Linked DNA regions of Homo sapiens: region 2 is linked to region 1. A link is an interaction called in ENCODE POLR2A ChIA-PET data of the cell type or tissue named here. Cell type or tissue: endothelial cell of umbilical vein. All regions are shown on one strand.

What was found. ChIA-PET counts read pairs that join two places held together with the same protein. Peaks named below come from ENCODE experiments on the same cell type or tissue, not always from the same donor. Only the 100,000 strongest peaks of a DNase experiment are listed, where the experiment ranks them.
Region 2: POLR2A ChIA-PET joins it to region 1 with 5 read pairs; 3 of 35 experiments call an interaction of 5 or more read pairs at or near these places.

The regions. Positions count from the first base shown.
Region 1 is chr11:83,050,610-83,054,609 of GRCh38, reverse strand. The region is part of intron 1 of RAB30 (RAB30, member RAS oncogene family); the gene reads left to right. Among named protein-coding and RNA genes, the nearest start is that of SNORA70E, 11 kb to the right of the region's middle. In endothelial cell of umbilical vein, no CTCF peak of the experiment used is centred here; a DNase peak (open chromatin) is centred at 2,139; H3K27ac peaks cover 1,971 bases.
Region 2 is chr11:82,856,692-82,860,691 of GRCh38, reverse strand. PRCP (prolylcarboxypeptidase) reads left to right here. Exons shown (of 9, transcript NM_005040.4): 2 at 575-715. Among named protein-coding and RNA genes, the nearest start is that of PRCP, 42 kb to the left of the region's middle. RefSeq lists an enhancer at 1,433-2,632. In endothelial cell of umbilical vein, no CTCF peak of the experiment used is centred here; a DNase peak (open chromatin) is centred at 1,701; H3K27ac peaks cover 2,829 bases.

The sequences.
Region 1 (4,000 bases):
GGACTACAGAGGTGTGCCACCATGCGTGGCCTCAACTTTCTTTTTTGTTGTTGTTGTTAATGTTGTTTTTCCTAGCCACCTAGATGACCAGGGACAGGCTCAGCTTTCTTGTCTGTGAAATGAAGGCCTGTATTAGACCAGGTTATTTCTAAAGTTTCTCCCAGATCTAAAAACCTAATTTATTCATTCATCAAACACAAGTTTTATATCTATTATATGCCAGATACTGTGCTCATGGGTAGTAGCAATCAAGATTTGACAGCACACTGTTTTTGACTATAAGGAGATTGTAGGCTAAAGAAAGAGACGTAAAAGAGATGATTATCATACAGTATGGTCATAATGCTGGCAGTGTACATAGAGATAACTACTGGAGCATAGAGGAGGGGCACCTGACCCTGTCTAGGATGAGAGGATGTTAAGAGGAAATGACTCCAGGAAGATAATGAAGAAGACCACAAGAACCTCATCCTTCCTGTTGTCCCTATGGTCATAAGCATGTTATTTATTTATTTATTTACAGAGTCTCCCTCTGTCTGTCACCCAGGCTGGAGTGTAGTGGAATAGTCTCAGCTCACTGCAACCTCTGCCTCCCAGGTTCAAGCGTTTCTCCTGCCTCAGCCTCCTGAGTAGCTGGGATTACAGGCATATGCTATCACTCCTGGTTACTTTTTGTATTTTTAGTAGAGACGGGGTTTCGTCATGTTGGCCATGCTGATCTCAGGCTCCTGACCTCAAGTGATCCACTCACCTTGGCCTCCCAAAGTGCTGGGATTACAGGCATGAACCATAACACTTGGCCACTTATTTATTAAAGTCATTAAAACTTTGGCAAACTTTTTATTTTAAGTCTTATGGAAAATTTAGTCATATATGACAGTTAAGTTCCCAGCAATTTGTCAAATATCTATAAGGTTTAGAATCTCTTCCAGATTAGAGAAAGATTATAAGGTTAAAAAGGGACCTGTGGGTTAGATTTTTTTTTTTTTGAAGGCATTTAGGAAGCATAGAGCAGATTAGTAAGAGACTCAAGGGTCCAGAGTTATTGGAGATGCTCACAACTAAAGTCACAGATGGTTATGCTTCAAAAAAGCAAGTGAAATTGCCAAGACACTGGGTAATATATGTGATTTTCTCAAAATTACTAAGTACCGCTGAGTTACTAAGGATTAGAATTACTAAATATACAATTTCAATACTAAGAAATTGAAGTGGAGGTTGAGGGGCAAAAGTTAGGCACTAACCATTAATTGAGCAGCTGTGCTCTGCCCTTTGCATTTATAATTTTATTTGATCCTCCCCACAATCCTGTAATGTAGGTGTTCTTATCCTGGCTTTATAAGTACAAAAACTGAGGCTCAAAGAGGTTGTGACTTGCTTAAGGTCACAGCTGGAAGGAGACTAAACAGTGGTTTAAGGCTCCTTCCTCTACTTCATGCTCCTTCAAAACACTAGAGTTTCTATTTCTGGAGGAACCACCCAGGGTGCAGGGCATAGACGCCTCCCTTCCATCTATGGAGCCCAGGGGATTCATGATAGTTAGGGGAGGCCAGCTCTTCAACTTTTCTAACACACTGAAGGACAGCTCCAGTTCCCTGTGTCTTCTCTCTGAGGTGGTAGATCACCAAGTCACAGGGAAAGTTTTTTTACTAAAACATTAATATATTAATATTGCCTTGCACCTCACTGTCTCTTTTCCCAGTCAATGTATGAGTGTTTGATCTTGGCAATTTGTCTTTTAGAAGTGGCTCATAAAAATCATCTGAGAGAATGCTGATTGAGGTCAGCTAGGTTTGTAGTGGATCCCTTCTCCCTCCCCAACAAAGGAAAACTTCAGCTCATTTGCTCCAGATTCTATCTTTGCAGTTCTGAGAGACCTTGTCAACTGGTTCTTAGAGGCCTTGAACTATAAGATTAAGACAGGATCACATGGAAGGCTCAGCACTTCTAATCTGCTGCCTCAGGCTCCTTCTTCTCTCGTGTTCCCCTGTGGGCACAGTGTCTTGTCAGGGAATGTTTTCCCAGCTGGCTTTGGAGGCAGGCCAGACATCTCTCTCAGGCCCTTTAGCCCTTGCTGTTAAGTTCCCACACATGGCTGCATGCAACATGGAAAACTAGCTTCCAACATGGGTTGATGAATTATGGCAGTGGGGAAAAGTCTCCTCTAGCCAGGCCATTTCTCTTCCCTGGTATTCCATAGTTTGGGCTATAGCGAAATGGATAGAGGATCCGAGGTCAGGAGATCAGAGCTTAAGTCTTGGCTCAAGTCACAAATCCTGGGGCTGTGAGCACTTGATCTGTTTGAGCCTGTTTTTATTGCTGAAAAGGAAGGACTGATGACAATCCCAGCTTCATGCTGCTGTTCTGAGTCACGTAACTCAATATATAGTATAAATGGGCTTTATAACAAGCCTGTAGCGTGTTTTACAGATGCCAGAGCTTGTTCTTAAAGACCAAATTTGGCTCAAAGAGAAATGTTTCTGGAAATTGAGCAGGAGGCCTGCTCTGTCATCACTGGTCTCCAGTTCCTGGCAAACCTGATTATTGCTCAAGGAGGCATTTGTGGCATCATTCTCCTGTTTATTTTTGTAATCTCATTTATAGTATTGTAAATGCTACCAGAAGCTTTGGTGATTGTTGAATATTTATCTTTGAAAACTCTAGCCAGGGTTGTACACTCATACCCAGAACTATTTACCCCAGAGTAATTATTTGAATTCTTAGAGCTATGTGTGATTCATTTTCCAATAGATTCTGGGACAGCAGAGCTGGCTATGTATGATAAATAAGGTGTATCTCACTTGCTAGATGAGAACTCCTGAGGGTATCTTAGTAGGTAAACCATACGTCAGGGCTATTACAACTTCATACATGCTTCTGAGAATGAAATGAGGGTGGGGAAGAGGGTTTTTGTTTTTTTTTTTTAACTGTAAGTGCTTTATGAGTTTAAAGCTAGAAGCCCTTGGAAAGTGAAAAGGGTCTTTCGTGGACTGTCATCAGTTTGTTGGAATTATTACCCTGTTCTGACAAATTTTCTAGGTGTTCCCAAGACACTTAGGGATCGTTGCTTACTTCCACCTTCTTGCCGCTTCAAATGATAGCTCTTCATTCTTCCTGGCTGTGTTAGAACTCTTTAAGTTATGGACGGAAGCAACCCAACTCTAATTGGGGTAAAGAGAGAATGTGTGGGAAGGATACTGAGGTATTTTATGTAACCATGAAAAGAACAGGTACAGCCGGAACCAGGAGGTTTTAGAGCAGGTAACTTCCCTACCAGCCCCCAAATTTCAGTGGCTCAATAAAAATGAAGTTTATTTCTTGTGTGTACAGCAGTTCAACATGGTTATTCCTGGCTAAGCTGCCTTTAATGTTTCGGGCACCCAGGCTCCTTCCATCTTGTGACTCCTCTGTTCTTAGAGCTTTCTCCTTTTAACCTGCAGATGGAGAAGGAGATGGAAGGATCTCACATGGAAGGATTCCATGGGCCAGGTCTGAAAGTGGCTTATATCACTTCTGTCCTCAATCTATTGATTATAATTTAGTTTGTGACCCCATAATTTAGTTGTGACCCAGTAACAACTGAGAAAGGCCTGTTTGCCCAGGAAGAAAACAAAATAGGTTTGGTGAGCACCTAGCTAGTTTGAACCACACAGGGACTCAAAAGCTGTTAAGAGACAGAGTCTCGCTTTGTTGCCCAGGCTGCAGTACAGTGATGCGATCTCGGTTCACTGCAACCTTTCCAACCCTTATTACCACAGCCACACCAAATGATTGCATTTCATGGAATCTATGTCACCATCATTTCTAACATGTACAAGTATTTTATGTACCACTGAGAAAAAGAAAATGAGGTTCCTAATACACTATCACAAAATGCTAAGATGCCATTATAAAATGCATCCTAGTTTCCAACCAGTCAAAAATGTAAGAAAAAGTATTTTTAGAATTGATGAAGGATCATATTCATCACTTTAAAACAAAGCTCTATAATTTCATGCCT
Region 2 (4,000 bases), 190 kb after region 1:
GTTTGTACAATGAAAATTCAGATAGTAATGGAAAACTGTATTTTGAAAAATAATGGGATGTATTATATACTTAAAAATTGCTAAGGGAGTAGATTTTAAGTGGTCTTATCACAAAAAATGATAAATATATGAGGTAATGCTTATGTTAATTAGCTCAATTTAGCCATTCTACAGCATATACGTATTTCAGAACATCATGTTATATACACCATACGTAAAATTTTATTTGCCAATTAAAAATGCATTAAAAATTAAAAAAGGGTTCACATTGTATTTACAATTCAATTTTAACATTATGTTTTTAAGTAGCTATTTGATTTTATAATTGTATTTTTTCTTTTACATTGAAAATCTTGATCACCAATAGCAAATATTACTTTATTTTATAATATAAGGAAATGATTTCAAAATAATAATATCGATATTACTATTAATAATAAAACAGTGAAGTTTAAAATTTCTTGTGATTATTTTTGTAGTAGAGATTGATTTTAATGGAAGAATTAATTACCTTTATGTTGATCTCATTTTATTACTTTCCTTTGAAATATGTTTTGTTTTGTTTTTATCACAGGTTGATCATTTTGGATTTAATACTGTGAAAACTTTTAATCAGCGGTACCTAGTAGCTGATAAATACTGGAAGAAAAATGGTGGATCAATACTTTTCTACACTGGTAATGAAGGGGACATTATCTGGTTTTGTAATAACACGGTATGTGCAGATTCATGAAATTCCAGTGCTCAATTTGACTTTTATTATGATAACTTGGAAGAAATGTTTTGCAATATGTATGACCAAACATTGCTGTTCTTAATTGTAAAGTTCTGTAAAAAATAACAAAAAAATTAACACACTAATAATAGAAAAATAGCAAAAGCACATGAATAGGAAGTTCATAAAAGAATTAAATACAGATATCCAATAAGTCTGCATATTCAGCTTTAAAGAATTACAAATGAAAAGAATAATGTACAATTTTTGGAGAATTGAATTATTTTATTTTATTGTATTTTTCATGGACTGCCTGAACATCCCAGAGAATTGAATTTTGCAAGTTTTTTGTTTTTGTTTTGCTTTGTTTTGTTTATAAAATCTCAGCTTGTTTCTAGAGTGAACAAGCATATAAGGGAAACGGATAAGAATGTTACTGTGTATAGTTTATTTTGATTATGGTCTCTAGAAGGTAAAAACAAGGGTGGGAATTTTTGTATGTTTAGTGTTATATTGTCAGTGTCCAGGACATATAGAAGGTGATATATGTCTGTTAAATGAATGAATGAATAAAACCTAAACAAAGCCAGTGCAAATGAGAAAAAAATATACAAATAGGAATGGGAAAAGGTAAAGTTGTAGTTACATTTTAGTTTAGCTTTCCTGTTCTACCATTTTCTTTTATTTGTGAGGGTTAAAAGTAGTATATAGCCTGTTAGCTTGCTTCCCTGACTATATTTTCTATCACCTTTTATAATGCCGAAATCCATTAACAAAACTTAATTTGGAAAGATATGTGAAAGGAAGAAATGCTCCTTTTCAATGTGTCAGTGCTGTGACTAGGAAATGTCAACTTTCTACCAAAAAGCTAGTTGTGAACTACCTTAAAGTGGGGAATGAATTATGTATTATCCCTAATGCCAGTGTCTGGCACAATGCCTGGTAGTCAGGAGGTCTCAGTAAATGTTTGTTTAACTGGTATATGAATTTAAAGTAAAGATATGAACCCAATTACATTGTTATTGCATTTCTCATTTCTGATTATTTCCTTAGGAATGTTAAGAATCTAAGTAATTTAGTTGAAATAAAATACTTCCCAGAGAAATGAGATCCTAGGATGCCTATTTCTTTTAGGTCAGTGACAAGAGAAATCAGATTCTTTCTCTGATTTCTGGAAAGGAGACAAGAGAAATCTCCTTTCCATCAGATTCCCGTTCTGTTATTCTGTGAAACCACAGAGGCTGCCTTGTCTCTTTTCTCCTTTTGGTGTGACTTTCATTTTATGTGAAGGCCACAGGGTAACTTACCCTGTCCAGTGATTTTTCCAGTTTCCATTCTCTTGTATTATAGGCAGGTAGCTGTTCCTGCCTCCACTAGGCACTACTCTGACAGGCACTGTGGCAGAACTTAAGGTTTGCTGGGGTATCTCTGTTCTCGAAAGTGGTGGAAAGGAAGAGATATTCAGTGTAGGAACAGTTCTGAAGAACTGACTAGAGGCAGATCATAGAAGAGCAGATCCTGGCCCATCCGCAGCCCCAGAGACCTTCCTTTACATACCAAAATGTTCCAGTGCACATTCACTGCTGGACATTAATTTGTTGAGAGGCAGCATCACACAGTGGTCGAGAGTGAAGGCTTCAGTCAGATAGACAAGGTTTGAATGCTGATTTTGCCACTTTGCTGTGTGACTTTAGGTAAGTTTCTTGTTCTGTGCCTCAGTTTTCTCATCTGTTAAATGGATACAGTAATAATGGTTCATAGAGTTGTGTAAAGAATTAAAGAAGATTAGGGGACTTGCAAGCACATAATGTTAAAAGATGTTGATATATTACATTGACCTCTTTTGAAAAATAAGAATACTCCTGAAATACATCACTTATTACTTTGTGAACTAGTTCAATGAAATTGCCTCCTCTCAAAGCCTGAAATCAACTGCACAGAGGTCTGGACATTGTAATGGATGATCTTTACTCTTAAGATACTCACGGTCTGGTGTGTGACATACATGTAAGCAAATTTTGCGGCACAGTACCAGGGACCTATACCTAGCACAGTGGTGTTGAGAAGGGGGAGTGATCAGCACTGCCAAGGTGGGGCAGGCAGAGGTGGGCATGCTTGAGCTGGGTGTTTGCAAGATCTGTAGATAAATGGCAGGGAATGAGTAGATCCTTAAGAGAGAAAGTGGGGGTTATTGAAACCATCACAAATATCTGGTTAAATTCTCTATCCTTACATGCATATAACTCTTCTAATTGTTCATTTATCGATCAAAACAAAAACACTTGAGGTTCTTAGTCTTTGTTAGGGAGCAGGAACTCACTAAAAAGCAACAATGTGCACTAGGAATGACAAGTAGTTTTAATCTGTGCTAAATCTAAATCTAATCGATTGATGTTGACTACCTAGAATGCTTCGTTGAGAACAGATTCTGAGGCCACAACTGAGTAAGCGAAAAAATGAAGTGATTGGCTAATGACCAGATATAGATGGTTCTAGCAAGGAGATCTAACAGCTCTTGATGATGGTGCTCTGGAGCCAGACACCTGTTTGAATCTTGGCAATGCCGCTTACTAGCTGTGTGAATGTTGAAAGTTATTTAAACTCTTGTGCCTCAATGTTCTTGTCTATAAAATGGGGGTAATCAAAGTGCCTATTTCATAGATTGCTGTGATAATTAAGTGAATTAATTCATATGAAATGCTTAGAACAGTGCCTGACACATTATAAACACTCAGTTATTATTAGCCATTGTGTGCTACTATTTATTTTCCAATAAAGAAGATTAATTGAAACCCCCTAGGGAGTTTAGTATGCTTGTTTGTTTTGCTTTCTCTTTTATGTTGTCAATGCCTATGAGTAGACAGCTTCTTTAGATATCTTTAGCTCTTTCCTAGAAGATTTGGCAAACAGTGCAATTTGTAGACTTTTTTTTTTTTTTTTTTGAGACAGAGGCTCGCTCTGTCGCCCAGGCTGGAGTGCAGTGGCGCTATCTCGGCTACTGCAAGCTTCGCCTCCCAGGTTCACGCCATTTTCCTGCCTCAGCCTCCCGAGTAGCTGGGACTACAGGCGCCTGCCACCACGCCCGGCTAATTTTTTGTATTTTTAGTAGAGACAGGGTTTCACCGTGATCTCGATCTCCTGACCTCGTGATCCGCCCGCCTCGGCCTCCCAAAGTGTTGGGATTACAGGCGTGAGCGACTGCGCCTGGCCCATTTTTTTTTAAAGTTGAAATTACCTTTTATTTTTATTTAATTTGTTTTCTCTCCATCGTGTTTTTTTTTCTTG